Regions from separate parts of the Mus musculus genome. Here all the other regions are linked to region 3. The links are chromatin contacts, found by Hi-C or POLR2A ChIA-PET in ENCODE. All regions are on one chromosome and are shown on one strand. The core of a region is the stretch at or near the end of the contact, and the rest is flanking DNA. Distances in the headings are between cores, read along the strand shown. Region 1 holds the start of A230072E10Rik (RIKEN cDNA A230072E10 gene). Region 2 holds the start of Apex2 (apurinic/apyrimidinic endonuclease 2). Region 3 holds the start of Gnl3l (guanine nucleotide binding protein-like 3 (nucleolar)-like).

Evidence for each region. Hi-C counts contacts between places; a loop is a spot of excess contacts on that map. ChIA-PET counts read pairs that join two places held with the same protein, here RNA polymerase II (POLR2A).
Region 1: a loop to region 3 is called in a map of gastrocnemius, with 5 times the contacts of the local background. The contact joins the promoter of A230072E10Rik here to the promoter of Gnl3l in region 3. A Hi-C loop is called at or near these places in 1 of 37 maps with a recorded cell type or tissue (gastrocnemius). POLR2A ChIA-PET finds 5 or more read pairs at or near these places in 3 of 5 experiments (Patski and embryonic stem cell).
Region 2: a loop to region 3 is called in a map of T-helper 2 cell, with 6 times the contacts of the local background. The contact joins the promoter of Apex2 here to the promoter of Gnl3l in region 3. A Hi-C loop is called at or near these places in 1 of 37 maps with a recorded cell type or tissue (T-helper 2 cell). POLR2A ChIA-PET finds 5 or more read pairs at or near these places in 2 of 5 experiments (both embryonic stem cell).

What each region holds. Positions count from the first base shown.
Region 1 is chrX:151,339,305-151,343,354 of GRCm38, forward strand. It overlaps A230072E10Rik (RIKEN cDNA A230072E10 gene), which reads right to left and starts at 2,575. Exons shown (of 3, transcript NR_015600.3): 1 at 1,177-2,575. It also overlaps a transcript of Fam120c not described here.
Region 2 is chrX:150,585,184-150,589,423 of GRCm38, forward strand. It overlaps Apex2 (apurinic/apyrimidinic endonuclease 2), which reads right to left and starts at 2,972. Exons shown (of 6, transcript NM_029943.2): 1 at 2,740-2,972; 2 at 1,860-1,943; 3 at 682-862; 4 at 18-164. The coding sequence starts at 2,893. It also overlaps a transcript of Pfkfb1 not described here.
Region 3 is chrX:151,015,196-151,019,545 of GRCm38, forward strand. Gnl3l (guanine nucleotide binding protein-like 3 (nucleolar)-like) reads right to left here and starts at 2,127. Exons shown (of 16, transcript NM_198110.2): 1 at 2,006-2,127.

The DNA.
Region 1 (4,050 bases), core at 1,325-3,824, 320 kb after region 3:
GGCCTTAGGAACAAATGAAGCAGGTATTTCAATATACCTGGGATTTTTCACTTCTCCTTCTTTAAATCTATCCCAAATTCTCTGGGAAAGAACATGAAAGGTAGTCTCTTACAGCCAAAATAATGAAGTAGAGAGGGTGGTAGGAAAGGACTGCACAGAGACAATCCAATAGGTAATTGTTCTATAAACATGTATGCAATTCCATCGTATATACAATAAGAAGCATGCCTACTCAAACAAAACCCATGGATAGCTGCAAATCATAAGCAACTCTACTAATCCATATATAATGGCATCACATGGACACATCCTTTCTTCCTCTAGTTCAGTTTCAATAAAATGTGGCTCCTTGTAATCTAGAAATCTGATAAATGTGCCTTCCACCAACAGATTAATATATAACAGTCTACAAATAAACACCATCAAAGTTCCCTTTTAGGGAAGTAGAAGTCGCACATTGATCCATCACTACATCTGAGGATGTATCTACCCTTTTCACCTGGATGGGTATAATGGAAAAAAACTCATGGGAGTCCCTTTCTTATTATTTCCTTGCTTAACCAGTTTGTATTTAGGTCAGGGTTATGCTCAAAGTGAGGTTCTTAGATTTGAAAATGTGTTTAAATCTCTCAGATGGCTAGAGGGGTCTGAAAAAATGTACCACTACACTTCTTTCATACCCCTGCATTAGGAGATTTGACCTATTTAACAAGGCTGTGAGCAATCGAAGGTCAAATCACCAGGAGAATGCAGTGTGCCGTTCAGGAGAAATGGGGTTATCAAAATAATTCAGTTCATTTGTACCCCATAACTGATTCACTGTAGAACATTAACTAAAGGAAACTTATACTTGTTAATCCTTCTGTTCCTTGGAGACATGTGTATCTTTCCTCCAGTTCAGGATGTCTTTCTGAAGGACCTGTGAGACATTCCTTGGAAACCTAATTGCCAGGAACAATAGGGCCTCTGTCTCTCTGTCTCTGTGTTGATAGGATAGAAATCTAATTGTCAGCCAGTGTGCACATTTGGCCTAATCACATTTATATTGATCAGTCCTCTGTAATTTTTTTTTACTACCTTGATGCTATTCTGCCCCCATCCTGTTTCCTCTCATATTTCCCCATTCTCCCACTCATGTCTGTGCAAGAAAGAACAAAGCTCATCTCTTTCCCTTACCATCAGTAGTTTGCACACTGTTTATAGTACTTCAACATTTTTCTGGCTTCATCTTCAACACTACTAAAATCATGGATTTCTGGTGGTACACTCAGTGTTTCCAATGTTGAAAATACAGGGTGAGGCTTGAAATGATCCTGTTCAGAACAGGTACTGTGATGTGCTGCTCCAGAGTTGCTACTCTGGGTGGTCCATTACAATCATGATTCGCTAGACATGATTTTCTACTGATGAAAATTTTCTAAGTCTTCAATTGAAGGCCTATTGGTTTCATGTTGGGAGATGTCCCAGTAGCAAGTATTAATAACAGGTAGTAAAATTCTTGTTGTTGGTCTCCTTTCTCTTCCTTTTTTTCCGGTGCTGGGGATCGGACTCCTTGTCCTGCACATACAAAGCAAGTGATTTACTACTGTTGCAGCTTCTTTTTCTTAGCACTCTCTAAGTATTTGGCTCATTCTCTCTGTCATTCTGTTCAAGATCCTCTCGATCAGAGATCCAGTAGGAGATAGTAAGCTGAGCTGAGCTTACTACTGTGAAACCTTCCCCACCTCCGTCCTGATCCGCCTTGGGGATGGATGTTCACTTGCTTCTTAACATCTAGTTGGATTCAGTTATGGGAAATCAGCACTTCTGGCAAAGTTGATGCCATGAGGAGTTACTACTCCTTATACATGTGTGAATAATTTGCTGGTGCCAGTTTCTTAATCAGTGAAATCCTTGAAGTGGGTCTGACATTTTTGCTGCAAGTCAGCAGGACCAAGGGATTTGTGCCTGCAGCAATCAAAGCTCAGTTTGTTTTTGTTTGTTTGTGGTCCTGAGGAATAGAAGCTGGGGAAGGATTCTACCACTGAACTCCACACCCAGCTCCAGGGCTTTTCTTTTGAGTTCCAGGAACTGTAATTAACTGGTTCACTGCCATATCTTACAAAAAGTGTCAACTCCCTTCCCATCAATGGATGCTAGAAGATTCCACCTGTATCAGTTCCGTGTATTTTGGGCTTGTAATTTGCCACACCTCATTTCTGACTGTTTATTCTCTTTGTAACCAAATGTAATGAGCTCACATCTTGGTGAATGCAAAAGGTTAAAACAAGCACAGCCAAGACATGAAAGAGTGGAGAAAGATCTATTACTTAAAGCAGTTAAGGGATCCCTGAGTGTCTCAATCAGCATGGCTTTGGGATTGCCTTGACCAGGGCAATGGAGAATGGAGAAATGACAGATAGATGTACCAAGAAGCTGGGATTGGATAAGCCTTGCACAGTCCCAAGTATGCTGTTTATAAGACCATATTTAAGAGGGTAAGATACAAATTTTAGATATACTTAGCTGAAGTTCACAGGCTGTTACCATTAAAACGGGGAAGAAGAGTACATCTGTGAAATCTCGCTTGTATCATAGCTGAAAATAATGGAAAGGACATTTTGTAAGTGTGCACAGGTACACTTGTGTGTCTTGGTGTGCTCATATGTATGCCCATGAAAGCCAGGGGACAAAATTTGCATATCATTCTTCAGGAATCTTCCACCTCAGTTTTTAAGGCATTGTCTCTTATTGGCCTGGAACTCACCAATTAGACTAGGTTGCTTGGCCACTGGGTCCCAGAAATCCACTTGGCTCTACTTCCCCAGCCCTGGGATTACAAATGCACTACATTGAGCCTGGCTTTTTGGTGTGGTCTTTGAGAATTGAATCCAGGTCCTCATGCTTGCAAAGCAAGCATTTTAACCAGAGAGCCATCTCACCGACCCAGAAAGGATGATTTGAAGGTAGAATAATAAAGGGTTTTCATCTAAAGGTATCTCACTTGTGGCTAACAGTTTCATTAAGTGGCTTATGATCCAATTATTTTTGTTGTTGTTGGGACTTAATTTTTTTCTTTACTGTTTGTTTTGTTTAGTTCTTATCTCAGGCTGACCTGGAAAATAATAATTTCAAAGTTGTGGCAATCCTCCTGCCTTGACCTTCTGAATGCTGGGTTTATAGATGTAAGCCAACACACTCAGTTAAAATATGGCATTACAAGCAAATGTGAACATGATAGGATTTATTTACTTCCTTGGTTCTTTGAAATCACTGGGTAGCCTAGGCTGGCCTAGAACTTAAGGTGACTGTCCCATGTCAACTTCCTGAGTACTAAGATTGCAGGCACATACCATCATGCCTAAGACAACAGTTTTTGCAGTAATCTTATCAAGTTAACAATGAGAAGGCTAATTTTTAGGAAAGGGATGCTGGACAAACTCTCTAGTAAGCACAGTTTACTAAAAACATCTATTCTCTTCATCTTTCATGCCTTCAAGCTATTGCCTTTCCCTTTTTTTTCAAAAACAATTTTTATTAGCTATTTTCTTCATTTACATTTCAAATACTATCCCGAAAGTCCCCTATACACCCCCCACCTCCCTCTCCCTTGCCTTTCATGTTGTCTCCCATCCCTGCTATTCTGGATCTACTACTCTTATGACAAACCCGGTTTGGAATTTGCAACCTGTTTTTGGTTTCATCCTATCAAACCATTCTGATGTCATTCCTGGGGTTCTGCTCTTTTATGTTCTGTAAATTCCAAGCCAGATAGATACAACTACTCTGCATGCAGATCTTGTTTTCTGCTGTAGTCTGGCTGAAGTAATGGGCCCTAAAACTTGACAGAAGACAGACTCTACATGGATTTCATTGGAGAAGCATGCTGAAATGTACTTTTCAAAAGACTGTGATCAAATTAGAACCTTTGCAGCTATTTTGAATTGTTCCCACATGGACACATTTAGTAGGTTGGAAAACAAAAAAAATCCCCTAACCATATGGCATAGCTTAGTGAGTACCAATAAGGTCCAAGTTGTAGTTGAATTTGAGTGGGTGTTTAATCTCCCT
Region 2 (4,240 bases), core at 1,722-4,221, 430 kb before region 3:
CTAGATTGACAATATACCTGCCAGCTGCCAGGAGCGCTTCTGCTCGCATCTGGAGCAGGCGATAGAAGCGCATCTTGAAGGTCAGCCGCTCAGGCTTCCCAGGATCCGCGTGAGGGCAGTACACATTGATCAGGGTCAAAGTCTTCTCCTTCCCTTCCAATGTGCTGGGAGAAAAGAGCCCCACAGAAGAGGTCAGTTTCAAGTCTCCCCTTCATATCCACCCACCATGCAGATTCTAGTTAATGGTTATCCATGGGATGAACAAAAAACGGTTAGGAGAAATAAATGAGCAAGTCTTGGGGGGATGGACTTTGGATAAGGCAAGGAGGGCATAATACCCAGGTAAACTGGGTATAATGCAGCCATTTATGACTATAAGATACCTAGAAAGAAACCAACTTAGGATGATGAGTTCTGTGCTGGCTAAGCTATTTTTGAGGAGCCCATGGTAATTAAAAAGCTATTCTTTCAGGCCAGTCTCCCTCTGTAGAGAGGGGAACACAAGGCTCAGAAGGAAGCATGAATTTTCCAAGATCACTCAGCCCAGCCTGGACTAAAATACAGGAAGGCAAGTTTGGGAACATTTTTATAGCAACTGAATACCTATAGAATGGGCCTTATATTCTAGACACAAGGACTAGAACCAGTGATGGCCTGTAAGAGGAGGATATGGACTATTACCGGATCTTGTGCTGTGTAAGGAGGGCCCGGCCCTCACTATCCAGAACCCGGAGTTCCTCTTGCGTGAACTCATCCATGTTTCCATAGCAACCAATATCTCCATTCAGGGTGGCAAACACACCACTCAGGCCTTCTTCAGCAGCTACTGGGGTAGCACTGTCCTTACAGAAGGTAGCCACACCTGGGGACGGACAAGAGCATTCTGAACGGGGTCAGCAGCCAATATATCATTGTACAGCCTATCCCACTCCAAGTGTATCCATATAAGGAACAGCTTTGGTTATCTTTGTCAAATTTAACTGTTTCAAAAATGTAAGGACAGCCAGGCGTGGTGGCACACGCCTTTAATCCTAGCACTTGGGAGGCAGAGGCAGGCGAATTTCTGAGTTCGAGGCCAGACTGGTCTACAAAGTGAGTTCCAGGACAGCCAGGGCTATACAGAGAAACCCTGTCTCGAAAAATCAAAAAAAAAAAAAAAAAAAGTAAGGACAATCCTCCTAACTCAGGGGCCATACATGGCTCTGTAGCGTCTTAAAGCATCTGAGGCCTCAGTTTCCTCTTAAAAAGCCACAGAATAGGGCAGTGGTGGCGCACGTCTTTAATCCCAGCACTTGGGAGGCAGAAGCAGGTGGATTTCTGAGTTTGAGGCCAGCCTGGTCTACAAAGTGAGTTCCTGTCTCGAAAACAAAAAACAAAACCAAAAAAAAAAAGCCACAGAATAATGTTATATTTTACAAGAACAATAATAATGTATTTTACACATACATAGCAAATGCTGATGAAAAATTAGCTATCATTATTACCTCATGCAAGACTATGTCTAAACCCTTGTGAGAGCCTAGAAAATAACCATTATCCTTATTTTCTCAGTGAAAAACCTGAAACACAAAGGTAAAGTAACTTGTCAGAAAACACAGAGAGGATGTGAGCCAGGACTTGAACCCTGGCAGTTAAGGTCCAGTGCTTATACAGTTAACTCAGAAGAAGTACATTACTATACTTCTGAGGGACAAAAGGAAACTTCGGTGCATAAATATGAGGTTTCATATGACCTAAAATTAGCAGCATTTGCTTTGGAAATGAAAAGTCAAAATATGTTACCTTCTTATTAAATACCAAAACACTCCTTTTCTCCATCACCAATGCTAACATAAATACCCCCAGAAGACCTCATTTACCAGAATAGCCACTACGGCTGCGGCTGAAGCTGAAATAGGAGTTATAACCCTCAACAATAGCCAGGGGCTCTGTCAGTACATCTCCTAAAAAAAAAAAAAAGAAAAAAAAGTAAATATAAAGTCAGAGGTAAATTAGCACCATGGACCCATGAAAGACTGGAATTACAGTTATAGGTTAGCATACATCAGAGCTGTAATTGAGGGTCAGGAGAAGTGTTTATGTTGACAGGAGCTAGAGAGATGGGAAAGTCAGGAAAGAAAATTATATTCAAATTAGATAGGGAAGCAGAGGAGGGCAAATCAGAGCTAAGTCTTGTGATTTAGATTAAAGTACTCACAGATGCTGGCAGTGGAGATTGGGGACCTGAAGGGTGGGAGGTAGGAGAGGGAATTAGGGAATTCGAGCTGGGAATTATGGGAGAAGAAATTAGGTCTAAATTTGAGGTAAGATATCAAAGAGGAATGAATCTAGGGCCTTGAGGTGGAGAGAAAAGAGGAATTGGAGATATGGGAAGGAGAAATTAAGAGTCTGAGCTAAAGGCAGAGATTAGGTGGGGATTAAGGACTGAGGTGGGGGCAGGGATGGAAAACTGAGGTGTTTGGCTTAGAAGAATGAAAGGAGAAAATTCAAGGCCCAGAGTTCGGGCTATAGAATGAGTGGGAATCTGTGTATGAGGGTTTCAACGGGGAAAGCAGGCCAGGAGTCGGAATTAGGGGTTCTAGCTGGGGTGGGGTTGTTTAGAAAGAAAAGGATCAGGCCTTTCAGATGGGTATAAGGGCAGGATTCTAAGTATAGGAAAACGAAACGCGAAATGAGACAGAACAAAGGTTAGCATCAAAAGGAAAACACCGTAGAGATCTTGGATTCTCGAATGCTCACTGGTCACTTTGGTCTCCTGGAGACAGACAATATCAGCATCCAGCTCGTCCAAAACGCGTCGCAAGGCCGTGGGACAGCTGCTGGGTTCCTGGCATGCAAGGCCTTGCAGGGGACTCCGGATCCCATTGATGTTCCAGCTTACCACGCGCAGCATTTTGGTAAACGGTACAGTTTCCCAAAGGAAGCTTAGGCGGGCAAATGCATTGCTGCCCGGAAGTGAGCTGGCTCCCCGCCTTCCTCTCGCGTTTCCACCGGGCGTTCTCACCTTCCCCTCCGCCCCCTCCGACGGCAGGACGCAAGCAGGGCGGGACTTCGAGTTCAGTTCTCTTAGGCGGGAGACGGAACTAAGGTGGAGGCTGTAGGAAAACCGGGCTTGATCAAACGAGCCTGTCACCCCAGTACTCAGGAAGCTGAGGCAGGGTCAGTAATGAATTCAAGGCCAGCCTGGGCTACATAGCAAGACCCAGACCAAAACCTGGGAAGAGTAACTGGTGAGAGGCGCGTCTCTGGTTGGGCTCCTTCTCTTCTGGCCGCATGCTGGCCTGGACGCCCGAATCTGACTGCTCTTCTCTACTACAAAAGTACCCCCTGATGCGCCAGGTTACTGACAAATGGGATTTTGTCCCTTTGTCAAGGGGCAGGCCTCTGGGGAAACAAGCTGAGCCAACGCCCTACCCGGATCGAGACAGGACTCTGGCTTTAGTGAGCGGCCCCTGGCGGTGGCTGAGGGGCTTCTGCAGACCCTGGAGTCCTTTTGGGCAGTGGCGAAGGGAACTTTCTCCGTTAAGCAATTAAGAACCTAGCTAGCCTCCGTTTTAATGGAGTCTGGAGGAAGGAGACTGCCTCAAATCCTCCCTGTATAGCCATGTTTGTCTTGACTCTCAAAGCATAAGACAGACTTGCATTTGGCTCCATTTCTCAGATGAGCAAAATCGAGGCCTAGACCATTTAAGCTCCAGAATAGTATCATTTCCCGATGCAGTTATGGTTTTCCTGTCTATACCGTGTCCTTTCATTCTTAGGATAATCCAGGAAGAGGCACTGAAGCTAAGTAGAAGTTGAATAAATTCGTCTCAGCCTCACAGAAGTGGTAGAGCCAAGATTTAAACCCTTCTTAATCAGGTAAACAATTGATTTTTTTTTTGTCCACACACCTCTGTGTTTACGTCTTTTCCTGTGGGCACCACTGCACTTTATGGTCCATGGCACAGTATTTACCACAGTGCACAACCCCCATTGATTTCCGTTGTCACTAGACTGCCAGCAGCCTGAATGCAGTGGCCATCTCTGACCCACCTTATATGATAACGGAATAAATATTTAGCAAATGGATGAATAAGCAGGGCAGTAGGGATGAGTTCTCGACTTATTTTTTTGTGACCACAGAAACAGAATTAACAGGAATCGCCCTATTTCCAGGAAAACTATAACTTTGCATCCTAAGGGTTTTTTTTTTTTCCACTGAAAATTGCTACAAAGTTATTCCCATTCGAATGCACAC
Region 3 (4,350 bases), core at 877-3,376:
CTGGGATTAAAGGCGTGGGCCACCACGCCCGGCTTCTGGTTCTCTATGAGAGTAAAAAACAAGGCATAAGGCCATGCAATTATAAACTCAATGAATTTGCTCCTCCCTTGGGAAGTGTGCATCTCTCATTTTACCTTAGGTGAGAAGAAATATCTGGCAGTTGTGATGCATACTTTTAATCCCAGCACTCAGGAGGCAAAGGCTGGCAGATCTCTGAGTTCAAGGCCAGCCTAGTCTACAGAGAGATTTCCAGGACACACACACCCCACAAAAAAAAAAAAAAAAACTGTCTCAAAAAAAAAAATCAACAACACCGGGGCCTAGCAAACACATAAGTGGATGCTCACAGTCAGCTACTGGATGGATCACAGGGCCCCCAATGGAGGAGCTAGAGAAAGTATCCAAGGAGCTAAAGAGATCTGCAACCCTGTAGCTTCAACAACATTATAAACTAACCAGTACCCCGGAGCTCTTGACTCTAGCTACATATGTATCAAAAGATGGCCTGGTCGGCCATCACTGGAAAGAGAGGCACATTGGACAAACAAACTTTATATTCCCCAGTACAGGGGAACGCCAGGGCCAAAAAAATGGGAGTGGGGGGGGGAGAGAAGTGGGGGGGGTATGGGGGACTTTTGGGATAGCATTGGAAATGTAATTGAGGAAAATACGTAATAAATTTTAAAAAAAATCAACAACAAAAATTAAGAGGCTGGAGAGATGGCTCAGTGGTTAAGAGCAGTTAAGAGCACTGCCTGTTCTTCCAGAGGTCCTGAGTTCAATTCCCAGCAACTATATAGTAGCTCACAGCCATCTATCGTGGAATCCGATGTCCTCTTCTGTCATACAGGTGCACATGTAAATAAATAGAGCATTCATATACATAAATAAATACAATTTTAAAAGTAGAGAAAATCTGAGCTCCTATTCTATGGATGAGGAGAGATTTCGAATGCACTGCATTGTAGGATGATCAGTGATATCACTGGCTTTCTGGGCTAAATGGGAGGGGGGAGTTGTCTGCATCTCTACTGCTCAGATGCCCCCTCTCTTGGTCAATCTGGTGATTATAAATCATTTGGAGGGTGGGGTTCTGTCTCTACCTCAAAAGGGAAGAAAATAAACCTGAGTTTCTCTACCCTGAGGGTCTACTTGAGAGGCATAGCATTATCTCAGTGGACTAAAGTCTGTTCCCAGGTACTGTAAGCCAGTTTGGGTGGGCCTTTACTACCGTCAGAAAAACAGCAATTCTTTATGGGGTAGCTATGGGGGTCTAATTTTCCATAATGAAGGGGGAGGGGTAAATCTGTGTGGTTGCCCATAAGTCTCTGTCTCCAATGATTTTGAGGGCTGATGGTGTCTGGTGACTGGTTACAAGGGTAAACATGAGAAGGGTGGGTCTCTACGTTAGGAGCTCTCTTCCTCTAGATATTACACAATTCTGAGCTCCCCTATCGCAGTATGGAGATGGACAAGCCCCGTTAAAGACCTATGCCTTAATAAGCCAGAAGTCGGCCTGCTCAACCTTGTATTGGAAATTATTTTCTTATAGGGCAGGGATGATATCATCCACCATTTGATGGGTCGACACACCTGTCTCCATTACGCAATGAAAGTATAAACGTAATAGACCTTCTCACACATGGATGGGGGCGTCTGTCTACATGGGAGAAATGGCAGTAATGCGAAATGACGCCCAAATATCCTGAAAGGCGGAGGGCAACCGACATTTTGTCTCATACGCATGGTCAGTGCCTCTCTACATAGCCAGGATGCATCTTTAGAGCCTCTCTAGGAGGCCGCCAGAATGCAGTTCAGCGCATCGCCACATGTGGAGCTATCCGTATCCCTCTTCCAGGCCCTTCTACTTTACAAGAGAGCCAGCTTTTCACCTCTCTAGTCCAGGATGGCGAGCATCTCTGGTTTCACCTTTAAAAAAACAATCTTTACTATACTGCTGGCCTGGTGAGCACTCACCACGAAAAAAAAGAGAGTAGTCTCTTACCTACACTTCCGGCAGGGACCTCGGAGAGCTGTTAGAAGCACAACGTCGCCAGTCCAGGAGTGCGCAGCTAGGCTCCGCCCAGACTTCCGGATCCCAGCCCAGCTCTTTGCTCCGCCTAATTTGCGTAAGACGCAAGGGCGGAGTTTCGATATAATTGCTGCGCCGCACAGTCCCGCCCCCGCTCCCACGCTGGCCCCGCCTCCTGGCTGCCGGCGGGTAAAGAAATAGCGAAGAGGGGGGCGGGAGCCTGGCGATGGGAGGGGGGGCAGTTGTGTGTATCTGTGTCTTGTTTGTGTGTGTGTGTGTGTGTGTGTGTGTGTGTGTATACTCATGTGGCCACAAAAGCTATTTGTAAGACGAACTCTTTTGTGCGGCTTCCTGGCTAGGGTTAAGGATGTATCTTCTCTAGTCTGTTACCAAAGTAATCACTGGCAGCATTAGATGAGGGTAGGGGGCAATAGTTTGTCCTCCTGGAAGATGGCGACAGACCGGGTGCGAGAAAATGGCCGCCGGAATCACGTGTCTATTTGGCTGCGTATATCCCACCTGAAATGAGTTCGCTGTTTTCAGCAGCTTTCCAGTCTCACGGGACTCTAAAGCATAGCAAGGCTCAGCCGGGAGCAGCAACCGAAACTCTTTGGAATTGTCACTCACCGGTTTACCCTCTTCTCCCTCATGTATGATTCCTGTGTCTGCAGAAAATAAACCTATCTCTAAAGCGAGGGTAGGTAAGGGTGTCTTTAATAACCATTTCAGGAAACTTCTGACTTGACTGGGAAGTGAGATAACCCTCCAAAAAGCGTAACTATTAATTTAATTCCTTCCTGGTCATTTACTTCCAGTCCTTTCCCTCTCCTCAAGTCTAAACCTTAAGGGTGGGGGTTGGGCTAGGTAAGGCAACCACCCAGAACGTGTGTTCTTCATCTGCAACTCATTCCTGCTGAAAACAAGCCCTTTTGCTCTCCCTCCCCTTATAGTACAGGATTGGCTGCTACCTTTCTCTCTAGACCCCAGATTCTTCTGGACCCCCAAAGTAGCCATAGTATTTACAGGCTCTATTTACCTATTGTAGCTCTATGAAATTTCTAATACCAGCGTTTTTATGACTCCCAGTTGAGTAAGAATCACAGCATCCTTTATCACAATACTACACTGTAGTAGGTTTTTTTCTTAAATTTTTTGTAGATTTGTTCTAGTTTGTGAGTTTGCTGTTATGTGTGTGTGTATGTATGTGCACCATATACCTTCCTGATGCATGTGGAGAGCAGAAGGATGCTTTGGATCCTCTGAATCTGGAGTTGCTGATGGTTGTGAGCCATCTGCATGTGAAAGCTTGCTGCTGAGCTCAGGTCGCCGGCAAAAGCAACAGGCTCTCCTAACTGCTGAGCCATCTCTCCAGTCCCTGTACACTATAGTTCTTAATGTGGCTTCATCACCACAGGAGAGAGGACTCCTCAGAGAAATGACAGTTCATCTTTGAACTCTCATAGAAACCCAGTACAAAACTGGCTGGAAGCAAATTTGTCAACTGAAATTAAGAGCTGCACCACAAGTCAATGGGGATTGAACAGTTTAATAGGTAGCATTGGGAAAATTGGATCAGGATAAAGAGAAATATAAATGCCAGGTATGGTAGTACATCCCCTGAGTACAGAGTCTGAGATTGGAGGATCAGAAATTCAAGATCATCCTGGTTTGCACAGGCAGAGTGATTTAAAAAGGAAATTCATGATTTTGAAACAGAATGTCTTCTAGCCCGGGATGTTCTCAGAATCTCTGTATCGCAGGATGACCTTGAACTTCCTGATCCTTCTCTGTGCAGCTCTGGAATAATAAGATTAGAAGCCTGTGCCGCCACACCCAATTTAAATGTATGCCCTGCAGTGGATCCAACACAATACCTTTTGCATGTTAGACAAGCACTGTACCATCTGAGCTACATCCCCAGTTCAATCTTAAATGATTGTCTCCAGGAGGAACAGCAAAGTATGGAGTACAGATGAAAGAGAGTTTATGATACAACACAACCTGTAAAGTAATACAAGCTCATCGGTTGCATGAAAAACACAGAAACAGAATGAAGATAAAATTTGCAAATAATCTCATTTTTTCCATTAGTGCTTTTCAAAATGTGATACTTGGACTACCAGAGGATCTTAGAAATGCAAATTTATGCATCAAACCCAATTTTCTCAACTAAAACTCTGGCTGTGAACAACACCAAGGTTATTTGATAAAGCATCCAGGAATCATTTTATACGCACCTAAAATTGTGCGTGTATGTGTGTGTGTTTGTGTGTGTGTGTATACATGTATATTATATATAATATATTTATATATAATGT